3 separate regions of the Homo sapiens genome follow, and regions 2 and 3 are each linked to region 1. The links are chromatin loops, found by intact Hi-C in ENCODE. Cell type or tissue: endothelial cell of umbilical vein. All regions are shown on one strand. Links, peaks and the distances in the headings refer to the core of each region. The heading gives the core; the rest is flanking DNA. Region 1 overlaps IDE (insulin degrading enzyme). Region 2 has its middle 25 kb from the start of EXOC6. Region 3 overlaps KIF11 (kinesin family member 11).

Evidence for each region. Peaks named below come from ENCODE experiments on the same cell type or tissue, not always from the same donor. Only the 100,000 strongest peaks of a DNase experiment are listed, where the experiment ranks them.
Region 2: a loop joins it to region 1, with 9 times the contacts of the local background. A loop is called at or near these places in 2 of 110 quality-filtered maps.
Region 3: it touches region 1 in a loop (4-fold over the local background); 12 of 110 quality-filtered maps call a loop at or near these places.

Annotation. Positions count from the first base shown.
Region 1 is chr10:92,514,187-92,519,186 of GRCh38, forward strand. It overlaps IDE (insulin degrading enzyme), which reads right to left. Exons shown (of 25, transcript NM_004969.4): 5 at 734-856. Among named protein-coding and RNA genes, the nearest start is that of IDE, 57 kb to the right of the region's middle. In endothelial cell of umbilical vein, for the core only: a CTCF peak has its summit at 3,002 (motif pointing right); a DNase peak (open chromatin) is centred at 3,045.
Region 2 is chr10:92,819,690-92,826,725 of GRCh38, forward strand. No RefSeq gene overlaps it. Among named protein-coding and RNA genes, the nearest start is that of EXOC6, 25 kb to the right of the region's middle. RefSeq lists an enhancer at 2,423-2,717. In endothelial cell of umbilical vein, for the core only: a CTCF peak has its summit at 3,446 (motif pointing right); DNase peaks (open chromatin) are centred at 2,622 and 3,482; H3K27ac peaks cover 2,294 bases.
Region 3 is chr10:92,636,604-92,643,639 of GRCh38, forward strand. KIF11 (kinesin family member 11) reads left to right here. Exons shown (of 22, transcript NM_004523.4): 15 at 581-706; 16 at 784-942; 17 at 3,191-3,297. Among named protein-coding and RNA genes, the nearest start is that of KIF11, 47 kb to the left of the region's middle. In endothelial cell of umbilical vein, for the core only: no CTCF peak of the experiment used is centred there; a DNase peak (open chromatin) is centred at 3,728; H3K27ac peaks cover 618 bases.

The DNA.
Region 1 (5,000 bases), core at 1-5,000:
TCCAGAAAGACTAGAGCAATTGATACCATCATTACCAATATAAAAAAGCAACACCATCGGCAGTGGGTATTACTTCAAAACAAAACTGTGATAATTTAACAGCAGGAAACAATGTTAGTAGTTAATCTGCATTTTAAAAATCAAACCATTGTTTACATTCCAAATGGTTTCCCAAGTTTATCATCATCTGCTTTTTTTTTTTCCAGTTTTTTGAATTGTTATAAGGTCAAATCTGCCAATCTTTGTCCTTTTTGTGTGTTTTTTTTTAATATGAGATCTCTCTCTGCCACCCAGGCTGGAGTGCAGTGGTGTGGTGATCACAGCCTTTAACTGCAGCCTTTAACTCCTGGGCTCAAGCGATCTTCAGCCTCCCTAGCAGCTAGGACTACAGGTGCAGACTACCACATCCCACTAATTTAAAAAAATTTTTTTTGGTAGAGACAGGATCTTACTATGTTGCCCAGGCTGGGCTTGCCTTGCTTTTATATGCTTAGAGCACCTATTACTGTAGTAATTTGTATTTTTTTTCAGATCTCCACTTAAACTTCTTTTGGGAACACAATGATTTAAACATAAAAATCCCCACCTATGTATTCTCTAACAAGTAGATCATTTTCAAAAGATGCTGAGCAAATAAGCAGCTCTATCTTATATCCATCTTCTAACACTGTGAAAAAGCCAACATTAAAAACTTATATTATCCAATTCTATAAAAAATTGTAAGGGTTCTTACCTCGACCTAAAACACAAACAGCCATTAAGTTGGATGAATAGTAAGCAGAATGGAATTTCAGTAGCTCTTGTCTTACATCAATGCCTTCTTGGTTTGGTCTAGTCTCCAGAGTATATTTGTTACCTGGAAGGGAAGAAAAGGGATTTCTTAGAAAAAGCAAAATATGTGGACTTTTAAAGTTTTGTAATTATCACTGATATTGCTTAAGATGAACTTTAAAAATAAAGTTCTAATACACAGAATAACTCAAATTTATTTGAATGTTAAGTGAATAAACAGGATAATAGAGTACAAACCAGCAACATTTTAAACTATAGTCGTCTCTACGGAATTAAAAGTGTCTTTTTTTTTTTTTTTTGAGACGGAGTCTTGCTCTGTTGCCCAGGCTGGAGTGCGGTGGTGTGATCTCGGCTCACTGCAAGCTCCGCCTCCCGGGTTCACGCCATTCTCCTGCCTCAGCCTCCCAAGTAGCTGGGACTACAGGCGCCCACCACGACACCTGGCTAATTTTTTGTATTTTTAGTAGAGATGGGGTTTCACTGTGTTAGCCAGGCTGGTCTCGATCTCCTGACCTCGTGATCCGCCCGCCTCAGCCTCCCAAAGTGCTGGGATTACAGGCATGAGCAACCGCGCACCCGGCCTTTTTTTTTTTTTTTTTTGAGACGGAATTTCGCTTTTATTGCTCAGGCTGGAGTGCAATGGCGTGATCTCGGCTCACCCCAACCTCCGCCTCCCGGGTTCAAGTGATTCTCCTGCCTCTGCCTCTCTAGTAGCTGGATTACAGGCATGCGCCACCACGCCCGGCTAATTTTGTATTTTTAGTAGAGATGGGGTTTCTCCATGTTGGTCAGGCTGGTCTTGAACTCCCGACCTCAGGTGATCTGCCTGCCTCGGCCTCCCAAAATGCTGGGATTACAGGCCTGAGCCACCAAGCCCGGCCTAAAAGTGTCTTATAAAAATTATACTTTTGGCCGGGTGCATGGCTCACGCCTATAATCCAAGCACTTTGGGAGGCCGAGGCAGGCAGATCACCTGAGGTCAGGAGTTCAAGACCAGCCTGACAAACATGGAGAAACACCGTCTCTACTAAAAATACAAAATTAGCCAGGCGTGGTGGCACATGCCTGTAATCCCAGCTACTTGGGAGGTTGAGGCAGGAGAATCACTTGAACCCAGGAGGCAGAAGTTGCGGTGAGCCGAAATCACGCCGAGTCAAGATTGTGCCATTGCACTCTAGCCTGGGCAACAAGACGGAAACTCCGTCTCAAAAAAAAAAAAAAATTATACTTCTTGGCTGGGCTCAGTGGCTCACATCTGTAATCCCAGCACTTTGGGAGGCCAAGATGGGTGGATCACCTGAGGTGAGGAGTTCAAGACCAGCCTGGCCAACGTGGTGAAAACCCCTCTCTATTAAAAATACAAAAATTAGCCAGGCATGGTGGTGGGCACCTGTAGTCTCGGCTACTCGGGAGGCTGAGGGATGAGAATCACTTGAACCCAGGAGGCAGAGGTTGCATTGAGCCAAGATTGTACCACTGCACTCCTGGGCAACAGAGTGAGACTCTGTCTCAAAAAAATATGTCTATATCTGTATCTATATCTCCACTTCTTAAAATCCCTATGAGATAGTAGGTATTATGAGTGCTTAAAAGACAAAATAAGATCCACATGGCCTCCATTCATGCTTATTTTAATTTTCAATTCCCTATGTACTCCATAATTAATTGAACAGAGTCACTGAGGGATTTTTTTAGAACTTGCCAAGTTACTTGTGGAAAGAAATTTACTATTTTGGGCCAAACCATTAAATTTGTGATGTGAATTCTCATAGATGTGATCTAGACTGGTTAAAAAAAGGATGCAATGCTATTTTTATAACTCTCCAGCGATGTATGTAGTGTACCACTAACAGCTCTCATGAAATCTTAATAACTAATTCAAGTAGGGTAAAATATGTAAGTCAAAAACAAATAGTCAAATTCTCTAAATAATACCTTGCAAATTAGGGACTGGGAGATGAAATTCCAATGATCGGTGTCTCTCCAAAATGGCATCTTGACTGGAAATATCCTAAGATCCTGGCATAATAACTTTTATTATTGGTTCTACTTACACTACTAAGTGAGATCCTGTCTTTCTTCTGCAGAGATAAAACTATGGTAGAGTATGTTCTTGAAGTGGTTTAATTTTTTTTTCTTGTGTTTTTATAATATCTGATATAGGGGCACTGGGAAAGTCCCTCTTTCATGAAATTGGATGTCTACAGAAAGCCACCAGATGGCGCTCTCAAACTCAGTCTTTAGCTCAGTAGTGCTGCACAGTACTAAGATTCCTGTCCCAGAATGCTTAACAGATCCAGTGAAGACAGAATGTGCAAGAAACAGCCTAGCAAGTAACCTTAACCTTAACTCATTAACCTTTTCCTAGTCACAAAGTAATCATATGCATTCATACTCACTAGAAGTAGCCTATCACCCAAGTTTCCAGGTTGTTCTTGTTTTTGTTTAAGATAGGGTCTTACTCTGTTGCCCAGGCTAGACTGCAGTGGTGTAATCACAGCTCACTGCAGCCTCGATCTCCTGGGCTCAAGCAGTCCTTCTACCTCAGCCTCCAGAGTAGCTGGGACCACAAGCATTTACCATCACGTCCAGCTATTTTTTTAATTATTTTTATTTTTTTTGGTAGAACCAGGGTCTATGTTACCCAGGTTGGTTCCAGGTTCTTAATTAGTTCTCTCATTTTCTCACTAATGACCAGTTCAAGCTGGGCACAGTGGATCATGCCTGTAATCCCAGCACTTTGGGAGGCCAAGGCAGGTGCATCACTTGAGGCCAGGAGTTCAAGACCAGCCTGGCAAGCATGGTGGCATGCCTATCATCCCAGCTACTCAGGAGGCTGAGGCATGAGAATCACTTGAAACCAGGAGGCAGAGACTGCAGTGAGCCAAGATCACACCACTGCACTCCAGCCTGGGTGACAGAGTGAGACTCTGTCTGATTGATTGATAGATAAATAAAATAATATAAATAAATAAATAAGACCTAGTTCTGCTTTACTGCCCAGAGAGGTCCTGAGACATTCTCTATTCTCTCACTCTACCTGAGGGGTCCAGATGCTCTTAGGTGCATACCCATAGTCCTAACTCCTTAGGGAAAAAAAAAGGCCTTTTGCTGGAGAATGTTTGAAGTTCTCTCGTATCAAGGTGAAATTTGAGTATTGATGAAGCCTTTCTTTTCTACTAAATGAAGATTCTAAAAGCCACAGTTCTAGAGGGAGTTTTGCTTAAGCTCCTTAGTGCTTTACACTGCCATCTCGGCTCACTGCAACCTCCACCTCCAAGATTCAATTGATTCTCCTGGGGCCAGATATCTTCTGACTGCATGGCCTTGAACAAGTTACTTTACTTCTCTGTGGCTCAATCTCCTCAACTGACATTAGTGGACTTACAGTACATAATGAGAAAAATACACGTAAAAAAAGTATAAGACTATTACTTAACAAAAATGTTAAAGTCTTACGACACCAACTGTTGTTTAGTATGCAGAGAATGAGAACTCAGACACTGCCTGATGGAGTGCATCTTGAATCAACCGCTACAGGAAACAACCTAGTCAATCTGAAGATGTCCATATCCTACTACATAGTAATTCCACTCCTGGATATATGTATCCAGAGAAGTCTGTGTACAAGGAGACATGTACAACAATTCCATAGTAACACTGTTTCATTAACAGGAAAATGAATAAATAGTGGTACAGTCATTCAATGAATTTTTCAAAGAGCAATAAAATACAAAAATTATCAGAGGAATACTCATCAATATGGACAACTCTTACAAAACAAAATGTTGAATGAAAAAATACAAGCGGCAGAGATTACACACAATAAAATACTATTTCCATGAAACCTAAAAACATATAAAACTATAAACACGGAAATGATAATCATTAAAGAAGATAGTGGTTATCTCTCAGGAGCAGGAAGGAAAATGCAACTGAAGTGTACACCGGATGCTCAAAGTGCATTTGTAACGTTCTCTTTCTTTAAGCAGTGTGACAGAGAATGATCTGGCAAATGTCTGTGTACCTACCTCTTTGTATGACAACTACATCATAAATCTGTAAAAATACTGAAGTATTTAACATAATACTTAATAAATAAACAACGGAAAATAAACAACAAACAGTAGCTACTGCTGTTACAATTTGAATTGTAGGAAGGACTCTTGGCTTCTGAGTGAATCATTATACAAAAAGATGTACTCCCC
Region 2 (7,036 bases), core at 793-5,792, 310 kb after region 1:
GGCTATGGCAATTTCTTGAAATAAGACAACAATGAAGTTTGCCACATCAATTTACTCTTCCTTTCATGAAAGATTTCTCTGTAGCAAGTAATGCTGTTTGTTAGCATTTTATCCACATTAGAACGTCTTTCAAAATTGGCATCCATCCTCTCAAACCCTGCTACTGCTTTATCAACTAAGTTTATGCAACATTCCAAATCCTTTGTTGTCATTTCAGTGATGTTCGCAGCATCTTCACTAGGGGTTAAAAAAAATTGTGTGACTCATTTAATTGTGTCACTTGCACTTTTATGCTATGAAGACAACTTCTTACCTTAAACCTCATGAACCAACCTCTACTAACTTCTAACCTTTCTTCTGCAGCTTCCTCACCCTTCTCAGCCTTCATAGAATTGAAGAGAGTTAGGGCCTTGTTTTGGATTAGGGTTTGGTTTTAAGGGAATGTTGTGGCTGGTTTGATCTTCTATTCAGAGCACTAAAGCTTTTTCCATGGTAGCCATAGGGCTGTCTCTTTATCACTCATGGGTTCCCTGGAACTTTTCCTTTGCGTTCACAACTTGGCTGTTTGGTACAAGAGGCTTAGCTTTCAGCCTCTCTTGGCTTTTGACATGCCTTCCTCATTAAGCTTAATCATTTCTAGCTTTTGAGTTAAAATGAGAGATGTCTGACTCTTCCTCTCACTTGAACACTTACAGGCAGACCATTGTAGGATTACTAATTGGCCTAATTTCAATATCATGTGTCTCAGGGAATAAGGAGACTCACGGAGAGGAAGAGAGATGGGGAACTCAACTGGTAGTTGGAGCAGTCAGAACATGCACAACATTTACTGATTAAGTTTGATGCAGTTCGTGATGCCACAAAACAATCACAATAGTAACATCAAAGATCATCGATTACAGATAACCACAGAAAATATAATAATAATGAAAAAGTTTGAAATATTGCAAGATTTACCAAAATGTTACACAGAGATGCTAAGTGAGCACATGATGTTGAAAAAATGTGCCAATAGACTTGCTTGACACAGGGTTGCCATAACCTTCAATTTATTTTAAAAAATGCAATGTATATGAAGTGCAATAAAGCAAAGTATGCCTGTTTGTTAGGCCATTCTTGTGTTGCTCTAAAGAAATACATGAGGCTGGGCGCGGCGGCTCATGCCTGTAATCCCAGCACTTTGGGAGGCCGAGGCAGGCGAATCATGAGGTCTGGAGTTCAAGACCAGCCTGGCCAACATGGTGAAACCCTGTCTCTACTAAAAATACAAAAAATTAGCTGGGCGTGGTGGCAGGTGCCTGTAATCCCAGCTACTTGGGAGGCTAAGGGAGAATTGTTTGAACCTGGGAGGTGGAGATTGCAGTGAGCCGAGATCGCCTCACTGCACTCCAGCCCGGGTGACAGTGTGAGACTCTGCCTTAAAAAAAAAGAAAGAAAGAAATACCTGAAAGCTGGGCATGGTGATTCACGCCTTAATTCGAACAGTTTGAGAGGCTGAGACAGGCAGATCACTTGAGGTCAGGAGTTTGAGACCAGCCTGGCCAATATGGCAAAACCCCATCTCTACTAAAAATACAAAAATTAGCTGGGCATGGTGGCAGGTGCCTGTAATTCCAGCTATTTGGGAGGCCGAGGCACAAGAATTGCCTGAACCTGAAAGGTGGAGTTGCAGTGAGCTGAGATCATGCCATTGTACTCCAGCCTGGGTGGCAGAGTGAGACTCTGTCTCAAAACAAAAAACAAAAAACAAAAAAAATACCCAAGGCTGGGTAATGTATAAAGTAAAGAGGTTGAATTGGCTCATGGTTTTGCAGGCTGTACAGGAAGCATGGCAGCATGGCGGGGCTTCTGCTCAGCTTGTTGGGAGGCCTCAGGATGCTTACAATCAGAAGGTGAAGGGAAGAAGGCATCTCACATGGTGGCAGCAGGAGCAAGTCCAGGAGGTGCCACACTCTTTTAAAAAACCAGATCTCATCAGAACTTACTTACTATGGTGAGGACAGCACCAGGCTATGAGAGATCTGTCCCCATGACCCAAACACCTCCCACCAGGCCCCAGCTTGAACACTGGGGATTATATTTCCACCCGAGATTTGGGTGGGGACAAATATCCAAACTGTATCAGCCTGTATTTACCATCCCTCCAAAACCTGTTATTGCACATATATTTAAAAATAAAGTTCAGGACAAAATATTTCCTGAGATTATACTCAGTTAATGAAGACAATTAGGTTTGCAATTAGCTAACTCTTAGTTAAATATATTTAACATCACTTATAGAAGAAAAGAACCCCAAACACATACAAATAAATCAGATTAGGCTTTGTCTTTTGATTAATGTTTTTTTCACCGAACAGGAAAATACTCATTAACAAAAGTTTCGAGAACAATAAAGCAACTGGAGGTTATTAATATGAAAATATTGTCGATTGTTCCTCCGTAGAAATCTCCCTGGACAGCCCACTTCCTGAAAAATGACTCAGCAAAAACTCCCAGAGAAGAGTTGTTCATACTTCATACAATTGTTCAGGCCAGAGCTTATTTCTTATCTATAAAGTCCCCTTGTGATGGATGATTCATGATTCTTTTCATTTATGGGCTTTGAATGCAAACTATTTCTTAATGTAAACAAATGGCTTCAGTATTTAAAGCAAAATATTTCCGTTTGTTTAGTACTATTTCCTATTTTATGCCTGAAACTGTGTTTTTGAAGGAATTGTTTGGTTTCAAAAGAGGGAAAGGGAATGATTGTTTAGAAGAATGTGTGCAAAGGGGCGTGCCTTTGTCATGGGCAGCCTTTGAGATCTGCCTGGAGTCAGAGGGGGCGTGTGGTAGCATGGCCCAAAGAAGCTGGTGTCATGAATTCTGCCTGTAAAAGTTCCAGTTTCCTGTGGGAGAAAAGGGTATCTGACAGGTCTTGAAGTATGCCTTTAAATTCTCTATTCGTTGAAGAGATGCAAACTAGGTGAATGGAAGAGAAATGACACATAGAACAGTTGCTAAAGATACTAGAGAGAAGAGAGCAAGATCTTTAGTGATTTCTTTTCTCTTTTCTTTTCTTTTTTCTTTTTTTTTTGAGACAGAGTTTCACTCTCATTGCCCAGGCTAGAGTACAGTGGCGCGATCTCAGCTCATTGCAACCTCCGGCTCTGGGGTTCAGGCGATTCTCCTGCCTCAGCCTCCCAAGTAACTGGGACTACAGGCGCCCGCCACCATGCCCAGCTAATTTTTTGTATTTTCAGTGAAGACGGGTTTCACCATGTTGGCCAGGATGGTCTCTACCTCTTGACCTCGTGATCTGCCCACCTCGGCCTCCCAGAGTGCTGGAATTATAGGCTTGAGCCACCGTGCCTGGCCGATCTTTAGTGATTTCTAATGACATTTTACAATTGTCAGTATAAAAAAATAGAATGAAAACGTGCAAGAGCATGAGACAGTTTCAATGACGTATGTGCCAAAAATTGACCACTAGGTAGCACCATAATCTAGCTCTACGACTCTAGCACTGTGTTGATTCTGTATTGGCCAGGATGCAAACGTTTTAAGATTTATGTCTGAGAAAAGACCAACAAAAGCAGCTGTAAATTATTCAATCAGAAGACCCTAACGTAACAAACTGAAGAGGTATAAGGTTTACCAAGTATTTATTTGGTGAAGTTTCTACTATAGCAATTATTTTTATTCAGAACCCAGAGAAACGAAGATGGAAGAGATTTTGAGCCTTCTCTTAAAAAAACACCTAGATTTGCATGAAGATAAAGAAAAAGAGGCCGGGCGCGGTGGCTCACGCCTGTAATCCCAGCACTTTGGGAGGCCGAGGCGGGTGGATCATGAGGTCAGGAGATCGAGACCATCCTGGCTAACAAGGTGAAACCCCGTCTCTACTAAAAATACAAAAAATTAGCCGGGCGCGGTGGCGGGCGCCTGTAGTCCCAGCTACTCGGGAGGCTGAGGCAGGAGAATGGCGTGAACCCGGGAAGCGGAGCTTGCAGTGAGCCGAGATTGCGCCACTGCAGTCCGCAGTCCGGCCTGGGCGACAGAGCGAGACTCCGTCTCAAAAAAAAAAAAAAAAAAAAAAAAAGAAAAAGAAAAAGAATAATTATAGTTAATTAAAACAATTAGTCTAGAATTTCCTTGTCAAATTAGAAAAACACCAGTTTAATGAAGTAGTAAACATTCCTCATACTTGTTTTGAGTAGAACAGTTGCTAAAGATACTAGAGAGAAGACGGCAAGATCTTTAGTGATTTCTTTTCTCTTTTCTTCTTTTTTTTTTGAGACGGAGTTCCGCTCTTGTTGCCTAGGCTAGAGTACTCATACTTGTTTTGATTCATCAGTGTCTTTATCATTCCTACTTAAGTCTTCCATTCACTTGGAAGTACTTCCATTCAGTACATGCCCACTACATACCTAACATCATCTAGATGCCTTGAATCTAAAGAAGCATGAGGCACATGCCTTGCCTTTGCATAGCACATGGCCCAGCAAGGTGGACAAATATATAACAAAACAACAGTATTAAGGGATAAGAACTTCAGTAAAGACATGTTCAAAAGATTTATGGGAGATAGCAGCAAATTACAAAATAAGTGGCATTTGAACAAAGTCTTGTAAGATAATGGTAATAACTGACACTTATTGATGCTCATTATGTGTCAAACCCTCTCCTAAATACTTTACCTAACAAATGCTTAGAAGTCGTGTAATCATCACAACCACCATTTGAGGAAGGTGACACTATTATTATCCCCCTGTTAGAGACAGGAAAACTAGTTTGGGAAATGCATTCTAGATAAAGGAAGTAACACGTATAAAGGCTCAGAAATGTACAAAACCATGGCATGTTCCAAGGAGCAGGTGGATTAGACCAGTAGTAACATTCTAATATTCATAGAAATACCATGACCTCTAGGATTTTATAAACAGAAAAATGAGGTAAGTCGTATCAGAGATTTTGAATAGATTTTTTAAAACTTTTTTAATTTAAAAATTTAATTTTTAATTTATTTTAAAAAAGTTTTTTTGTAGAGATGGGGTCTAGCTATGTTGCCCAGGCCAGTCTCAAACTCCTGGCCTCAAGCGATCCTTCTGACTGGCCCCACAAAGTGCTGAGATTACAGGCATGAGCCACTGTGCCCAGCCAACTATTTTCCTATTACTTAGAAATTTTATTATTTAAGGAATAGTAGGAATATAATTTACTGAGAAATCACAGATCCGTTGAAAGATCAAACCATTTTTGTTATGAAATATTATATCCTGAATTTTTAAAAGATGATATGGAAAATATATAATGGCTCTGTAGAATCACAATTTTTAATGCCACAGATTTTTCTTAAAATGCTAACTTTCTAGCCGGGTGTGGTGGCTCATGTGTCTAATCCCAGCAATTTGGGAGGCTGAAGAGGGCGGATCACCTGAGGTCAGGAGTTCAAGACCAGCCTGGCCAACATGGAGAAACCCCATCTCTACTACAAATTAAAAAATTAGCTGGGTGTGGTGGTGGGTGCCTGTAATTCCAGCTACTCCAGAACCTGAGGCAGGAGAATTGCTTGAACCCAGGAGGCCGAGGTTGTAATAAGCTGAGGTCGTGCCACTGCACTCCAGTCTGGGCGACAAGAACGAAACTGTCTCAAAACACAAAACACAAAACTAACTTTTTAATAACAAACTGTTTTATTGTAACTCTGCTGAAAATAACAATGCTATAGTTTTAGAACTTAACTGAATATCTTGAAAGATTTCCTAATGTTGAAATACTACTACTGATACAATGAAAACAACTTTTAACTATTTTATTTTAGATAGCATTTGCAAGACAAACTCTGTGATATCATAATTAAATATTTATTGGTTGCTCTTTACTTACAAACCACTCTGTTCCTGTGTCCAGATTATTTGTTAGGCAAATATTTATCGAACACCTATGTTGTGCCAGCCATGGTGTTAGCTTCTGTAGGAGCAAAACAACAATAAGGGCCCAACTCTCTGCTTACCTATCTGTCTCCACCCTTTTCTCAGGCAAGCAGCCCCATGCTCACCACCCTGGCCATACTTTCACTTCCCTGGCCATGTCCTCTCTCCACATTAGCGGTCCCTGTTCCCACCAACTTCTTTGCATAGGACTTGCCTATGAGTTTTTTCACCACCCTGGAATATCCAAATGGTATCCACTTTCCAGTTCACAGTTCCAATGACCCCTCCTCTGGATACTCTTCTTCTCTTCTAAGCCCCTCTGTTTTTAAAAAATCATGGTAACCATTTTTCAGCGTACAGATCAGTAGTGTTAAGGATATTCACATTGTCATGCAACAGATCTCCAGAACGTATTCATCTTGCAAAACTGAAACTCTATATCCATTAAACAACTCCCCATCTCCCCTGTACCCTCACCCCGGCAACCAGCATTCCACTTTCTGTTTCTATGAATTTGACTATTTTAGATACCTCGTATAAGTGGAATGATACAGTATTTTCTTTTTGTGACTACCTTATTTCACTTAGCATAATGTCCTCAAGGTACTTCCATGTTGTAGCACGTGACAGGATTTCCTTTCTTTTTGAGGCTGAATCGCATTCCATTGCATGTTTATACCACATTTTGCTGATGCATTCATCCATTGGTGAGTGCTTGGGTTGCTTTTCCTGGCATTTTTTTATCCCTTCTTCTTTTCTAGCACTCGTCTTTTGCCTTCATGTATTAAAACTATTTTTTTCCTTTCTTATCTGTGTGTTTCTTCATTTTTTAAAATCCATCCATCCATCCATCCATCCGTCCGTCCGTCCATCCGTCTGTCTGTCCGTCCGTCTGTCCATCCATCCATCTGTCCATCCAGCAAATATTTATTGAGTGTCTCCTATTTCCAGGCACAGTTCTAGGCACTGGAGATGTATCAGTGAACAAAACAGAAAAAAATTCCCTGTGCTCATTAATCTGCATTCTTATAGAAGAGACAGATAATAAACAAGTGAAGTGTACAGTGTGTCCAAAGACAGAAAGTACTATGGGACAGAAACAAAGCAGAGGGAGTGAGGTG
Region 3 (7,036 bases), core at 934-5,933, 120 kb after region 1:
GAAACTATATCTCAAAAAAAGAAAAAAAGAAATTCTGTGTTTTCACTGGGCTTGAAAAAAGAGAAATTATTATATTTATTGTAATATAATAAATTATTGTATTATTGTATTGATTTATCTATGTAGAGTATAAAAAATGGAGAATGGGGCCGGGCGCGGTGGCTCACGCCTGTAATCTCAGCACTTTGGGAGGCCACGGGGGGCGGATCACCTGAGGTCAGGAGTTCCAGACCAGCCTGGCCAACATGGCGAAACCCCATCTCTACTAAAAATACAAAAATTAGCTGGGTGTGGTGGCTCACACCTATAATCCCAGCTACTCCGGAGGCTGAGGCAGGAGAATCACTTGAACCCAGGAGGCAGAGGTTGCAGTGAGCCAAGATGTTGCCACTGTACTCCAACCTGGGTGACAGAATGAGACTCCGTCTCAAAAAAAAAAAAAAAAAAAAAGAATGGAGAATGGAAATGTAAATTTTAATGTGAATGTTTAGCTACCAAAGTATTTAAGATATCATTTAGAAAGGTTTACAGAAGTGGAAATATTCTTTTTAAAGACCTATTTGTTTATTTCTGAAACCAGAATGTACTCAAGACTGATCTTCTAAGTTCACTGGAAATGATTTTATCCCCAACTGTGGTGTCTATACTGAAAATCAATAGTCAACTAAAGCATATTTTCAAGACTTCATTGACAGTGGCCGATAAGGTAACAAATGCTATGTTCTTAATATCTCAAAATTGATGTGTTGTTTAAGAAGGAAACTCATTTTTGTTTCTTCAAAGATAGAAGATCAAAAAAAGGAACTAGATGGCTTTCTCAGTATACTGTGTAACAATCTACATGAACTACAAGAAAATACCATTTGTTCCTTGGTTGAGTCACAAAAGCAATGTGGAAACCTAACTGAAGACCTGAAGACAATAAAGCAGACCCATTCCCAGGTATGTTGTTTAGCGGACTTGGGGAGTACAGAAAGAGAGTTTTAGGATGATTTGATATGACTTGATAATTAATCTATGTTACACAATCTGAATACTGTAAAAGCTGAAACCTGAAAATACCATAGCCACTGTTGCTTATAACAGTAATTATTGTAGAACAATTGAGAATACTTCTCTTAATATTTGAAGTTTTGCTACATCTAGAACCCCATGCAGAACCACAATATGACAAAACAGTCCTTTTCTCACATCAAGATGAAAGATGAATCTGGAAAAACATACCTTTAGAGAAGAATGGTTATAACATTTAAAGTGAAAATGTATCTACATTAAAACCTGCTAAGTTGTTTCTAGGATGGCATGGATAGTTGTCTTTCATAAACCAAGTCCTACTTTCTCTTATTTCTGTCTCACTGATAGACATTTAAAACATAGTAAATCGATACAACTTTTAATTCTTATTGATTATAAATGTAATTCATGATTTATCTTCCCTGTAAACTGTTCCTCATTATATGAGGCTTTAAACCAAAACCAAGCCTTCAAACCATAATCTGTAAATATCAGATATCTGAAAAACAGCTTCTGGTATTCTTAAGACTTTAATAATGACTGTCTAAAGTTTTATTAAATGAGCTTATTATAATATGACAGAACTCTTATAATAGTTAACATTTATTGAGCAATTCACTGTGTTTATTCCTCCCATCAATATAGATATAAATTCTATTACTAGTCAGATTTTTAATGAGGAAACTGAGACCCTGTGAGCATCTAATAGTATGTAGATCATCTTGCAGAAGGTGGTAGTGATCATACTACCTGAAAAGCATCCATGTTTGAGTGGCTCTTTTGTGTGTTTTTTGGCAACTTAAAACTGCAGCATTTTCTCATACATCTACATAGGGTATTTCCCTTAAACCCGTTGAGAACTTTTTAGGTGTATATTCTAAGGCTGATCCCCTTTTTATAAATTTGCTGTTTTGAAATGCTTAAAATTGTTAGACAGCTCTTTAAAAAAACAATACAAAAAAATCTGATCTGAAAAGTATCTTAGCATGAATGGTTTGGCTTTCCTGGCTTTAAGGAAGCAAGTTCAGTATGTGAGCTATTTCTTAGGTTTTCCAGAACTTGAAATGAGCACTACTAAAATAATTATGTAAAACTTTGAACACATTTACATATAGATAAATATAATACCTGCATTAGCATTCAAATTATTAATCTGATAATACCTTTGAGACTAGTAAAAATACTGACAGACTTTATTCATAATCAGAATGTTAGATATGTATTGTCAACTGATGTGTTATTCAGAGATACTGGCCAACCAGCAGACTGAAGAGTGAATAAGAATGTTGGATGCATTTTCAGCTCTTCTTTGGTCATTAGGATGGCTTCTTCATTTTGCAATGTAGCATGTTATATGCCTATAAGAGCTTGTTTTCAAAGATGTAAAATATGAGCAAAGATAAGACTATTTACATTTTGTTAATATGATCCAACTAGGTTCTGTAACATTTTTTAGCTCCAGTAATTGATAATATTTTTGGATTGCTTGACCCGTTAGTATATCACATTAATTTTCCCTTCTAGCAGTGTTATCAGTTAAAAAGCAACTATATATATCTGTCAAAGTGGGTCTTAAACATAATGTGATATATGGGTTGTTTGATTAGTTTTGAGGTACACTGAAAGTAATTTGTTACTTACAGCTAAAATAGTAAAGTTTGCTAATTATTTACTTTTTAAAAAATCCTGGCTGGATGTGATGGCTCATGTCTGTAATCTCAGCACTTTGAGAGGCTGAGGCAGGGTGATCACTTGAGGCTAGGAGTTCAAGACCAGCCTGGTCAACATAGCGAGATCACGTCTCTACAAAAAAAATTTGTTTAAATTAGCCAGGCATGGTGGCTCATGCCTGTGTAGTCCCAACTACTTGGAGGCTGAGGAAGGAGGATCCCTTGAGCCCAGGAGGTTGAAGCTGCAGTGAGCCTTGATTGTGCCACTGCACTACAGCTTGGACAACAGAGTGAGACCCTGTCTCTAAAAAAAAAAACAAATCCTACATTTTAATATCACTTCCACTGCTTTCCTCTGTAGAAGAAAGGTAAAGTTAACTTTATCTCTTGTCAAGAATTTATATAATTCTCACCTATGGACAATACTTCTTGTTTTGTTATCAGTCATAAAAAATGTTCAAGTGTCATAATTTTAAGTCTCTTCACTTCCCACACCTTTCTTACAGGAACTTTGCAAGTTAATGAATCTTTGGACAGAGAGATTCTGTGCTTTGGAGGAAAAGTGTGAAAATATACAGAAACCACTTAGTAGTGTCCAGGAAAATATACAGCAGTAAGCTATTTTTAAATTCTCTTAAACTTTTCTGTAAGTCTGAAATTATTTAAGAAGAAAAAGCTTTAAATAGTACAAATAATTCCTCTGTGTACTTTCAAATTTCTCTTTTGTTAATATTTTATTATGTATGTGTGTATGTATATATATACATGCATATAAATGTCTTTTCATTGCGTATTTGTGCTCTCTTTTAAGACATTGAAAAACCTGGCTGTTACCCACAATATATTTTCGAATTTCCTCAATCTTAGAAAACACACTAAGTAATTTCACAATTTCTAACCTATATTACTGATGAAAAATATACTAACTAGAGCAGGGTTTGGCAAACTGTGGCTAGCAGGCTGGATGCCTGTTATTGCAAATAATTTCATTGGACACTGTTTACATGTTGTCTTTGGCTGCCTTTGCACTGCAGTGGCAAAGTTGAGTCATTGCATCCAGGTCATTGAACAATAGCCTAAAATATTTGCTATCTGGCTTTTCAAGAAAAAGTTTGCTGATTCCTGTATTAGGGTTTTGTTTTTTGTTTTTGTTTTTGTTTTTGCGACGGAGTCTTGCTCTGTCACCCAGGCTGGAGTGCAGTGGAGTGATCTCAGCTCACTGCAAGCTCCGCCTTCCAGGCTCACGCCATTCTCCTGCCTCAGCCTCCCGAGTAGCTGGGACTACAGATGCCCGCCACCATGCTTGGCTAATTTTTTGTATTTTTAGTAGAGAGGGGTTTCACCATGTTAGCCAGGATGGTCTCGATCTCCTGACCTCGTGATCCGCCCGCCTCGGCCTCCCAAAGTGCTGGGATTGCAGGCGTGAGCCACCACGCCCGGCTCTGTTTTGTTTTTTCAGACAAAAACAAACAGCCTGCTCTGTAGCCCAGGCTGAAGTACAGTGGCGCGAGTGCAGTGGTGTGATCTTGGCTCACTGCAACCTCTGCCTCCTGAGTTCAAGTGATTCTCCTGCCTCAGCCTCCCGAGTAGCTGGGATTACAGGCACATACCACCATGCCTGGCTAATTTTTTGTATTTTTAGTAGAGATGGGGTTTCGCCACGTTGGCCAGGCTGATCTTGAACTCCTGGTCTCAACTGATCCTCCTACCTCGGCCTCCCAAAGTGCTGGGATTGCAGGTGTGAGTCACTGCTCCCAGCCTGTATTAGAGTTTAATGTTGCTTTGTAGCCTCATTGCTTGCCAGTTCCGCATACTTAACATACACTACAGTCAGACCTATGTTTTCTTTTAGGAATTTTATAACTTTATGGTTTAACATTTATATTCATGATCCATTTAAAAATTTTTATAAAACATAGGAGATTTGTCAAGTTTCAGTTTTTTGCCTATTGAGTATTCTATACTCATGAGGAGAAAGATACTATATTTACCCTATTTTTCCCCATTTAATTCTGAAATTAAACTTCCTAAAGTTTCAAGCTTTCTTTGGTGGGAAGTAGTCTTTAAGGGTGGGTCTGCTGGACAGAAATTGTTTTTCTTTGTCTAAGAATGTCTTGATTTCCCCTTCATTCCTGAAAGGTATTTTCACTGGCTGTGGAATTCAGGGTTGACAATTATTTTTTTCCAGCATTTGAAATATTTCCATTTTCTTCTGGCCTCTATGAAATGAGAAATCCACTGCCATTCAAGTAATTGTTCCCTTATAGGCAGTCTCCCTATAGCTGCTTTCAAAACTTTTTTGTCTTTAGAAACTTGATTATATTTTGTCTACTTATATTTCGTTGAGTTTATTCTATTTGGGTTTTGTTTAGCTTCTTGAATCTGTAGGCTTATGCCTTTCACCAAAACTTGGGAAATTTTCATCTATTAATTCTTTGAATATTTTTCAGCCCTATACTCTTTTTCATCTGCCCCTATGACTTTGATGACACAAATGTTAGATCTTTTATTTTGGTCCCTCAGGAGATATGTAGAATATATTTCTTATAGATACATATATTCTCTTTGTTGTTCACATTGGGGAAATTCTATTGATCTGTCTTCATATTCACTGAGTCTCCTTCTGTCATCTCTAACCTACTGTTAAACCCATTCAATGAGGTGTTTTTTCAGTTATTGCTTTTTTATTTTTAGTTTTATAATTTTCATTTGCTTTTTTTATACCTTGTTTCTTAGCTAGGATTTTTTTCTTTTCCAGGAGTATTTTAATTTCTTTTTGGAGCATTTTTTGATGGCTGCTTTAAAATCCTTGCCAGACAATTCCAACATCTGAGTTTTCTTGTTGTTGCCATCTATTGATTGTCTTTTCTCATTCAACTTGTGATTTTTGTGGTTCTTGATATATGATAAGTGATTTCCTATTGTACCTTGAAGATTTTGGGTATTATGTTAGGAGATTCAGGATCCTATTTAAGTATTTTTTAGCTGGCATTCACCCTGTTTAGGCTTAGCATACAGATCCAGGCTCACTTTTATGGGCTGTGGTTCCACTGACAATTTAGTTTTTAGAGCCCTTGCAGTGTTATTCTGATAATGCTTTGTTTGTGTGCTACCCACATGAGAAAAATTTGTATTCTGCTTTTGTTGCATGAAGTGTTCTGTATGTGTCACTTTGATCAAGTTGATTGATAGTGCTATTCAGGTCATCCACGGCCTTACTGAGTTTCTGCCTATTTGTTCTATCAGTGACTTAGAGAGGAGTATTGAAATCTCTAATTGTAGATTTATCTATTTTTTTTATTAGTTCTATCAGTTTTTGCCTCGTGTATCTGAAACTCTGTTGTTGGGTGCATATACATTTAGGATTATTATATCTCCTTGGAGAATTGACCTCTTTATCATTATGTAATATCCACTTTTATTTCTGATAAGCTCTTGTTCTGAAGTCTGTTTTGTCTGAAATGAATACAGGTTTTCTAGCTTTCCTTTGATTGCTATTTGTATGATGTATCCTTCTCCATCTCTTTACTTTTGGTCTAAGTCTTTATATTTAAAGTGGGTTTCTTATAGACAGCATGTAGTTGGGTCTTGCTTTTTCATCAAATTTATAATCTATGATGTTTTATTTTTATTTATTTATTTGAGACAGAGTCTTGCTCTGTGGCCCAGGCCGGAGTACAGTGGTGCAATCTTGGCTCACTGCAACCTCTGCCTCCCGGGTTCAAGTGATTCTCCTGCCTCAGCCTCCTGAGTAGCTGGGGCTACAGGCACACACCACCATGCCCAGCTAATTTTTAAATTTTTACTAGAGATGGGGTTTCACCATGTTGGCCAGGCTGGTTTCGAACTCCTGACCTCAAGTGATTTACCTGCCCTGGCCTCCCAAAGTGCTGGGATTATAGGTGTGAGGCACTGCACCCAGCTGCCTTTCCTCATTTAAATTGAGCACTTTTTATGTTTTTATCTCTTCCATTGACTTATTTATACTTTTTAAATATTCCCTTTTTAGTAGTATGTCTAGGATTTAAAGTATACATTTTAAGATAATTTGAATTTGTATACATTTTAAGATAATTTGAATCCATTATCAAATAATTTGCTGTTTCATGTGTAGTGAAAGGACATTATAATAGTATATTCCTGTTTCCTCTTTCCCGTTTGTCATTATTTTCATATGTTTTACTTAGGTGTTTATATGTGCAATAAACACCTAATACATTGTTACTTGAATTGCTTTATCTATTTTCTTTTTTAATGTATCTACTAGATTTTTTTTTTTTTTTTTTTGAGAGGGAGTCTTGGTCTGTCACCCAGGCTGGAGTGCAGTGGTGCAATCTTGGCTCACTGCAACC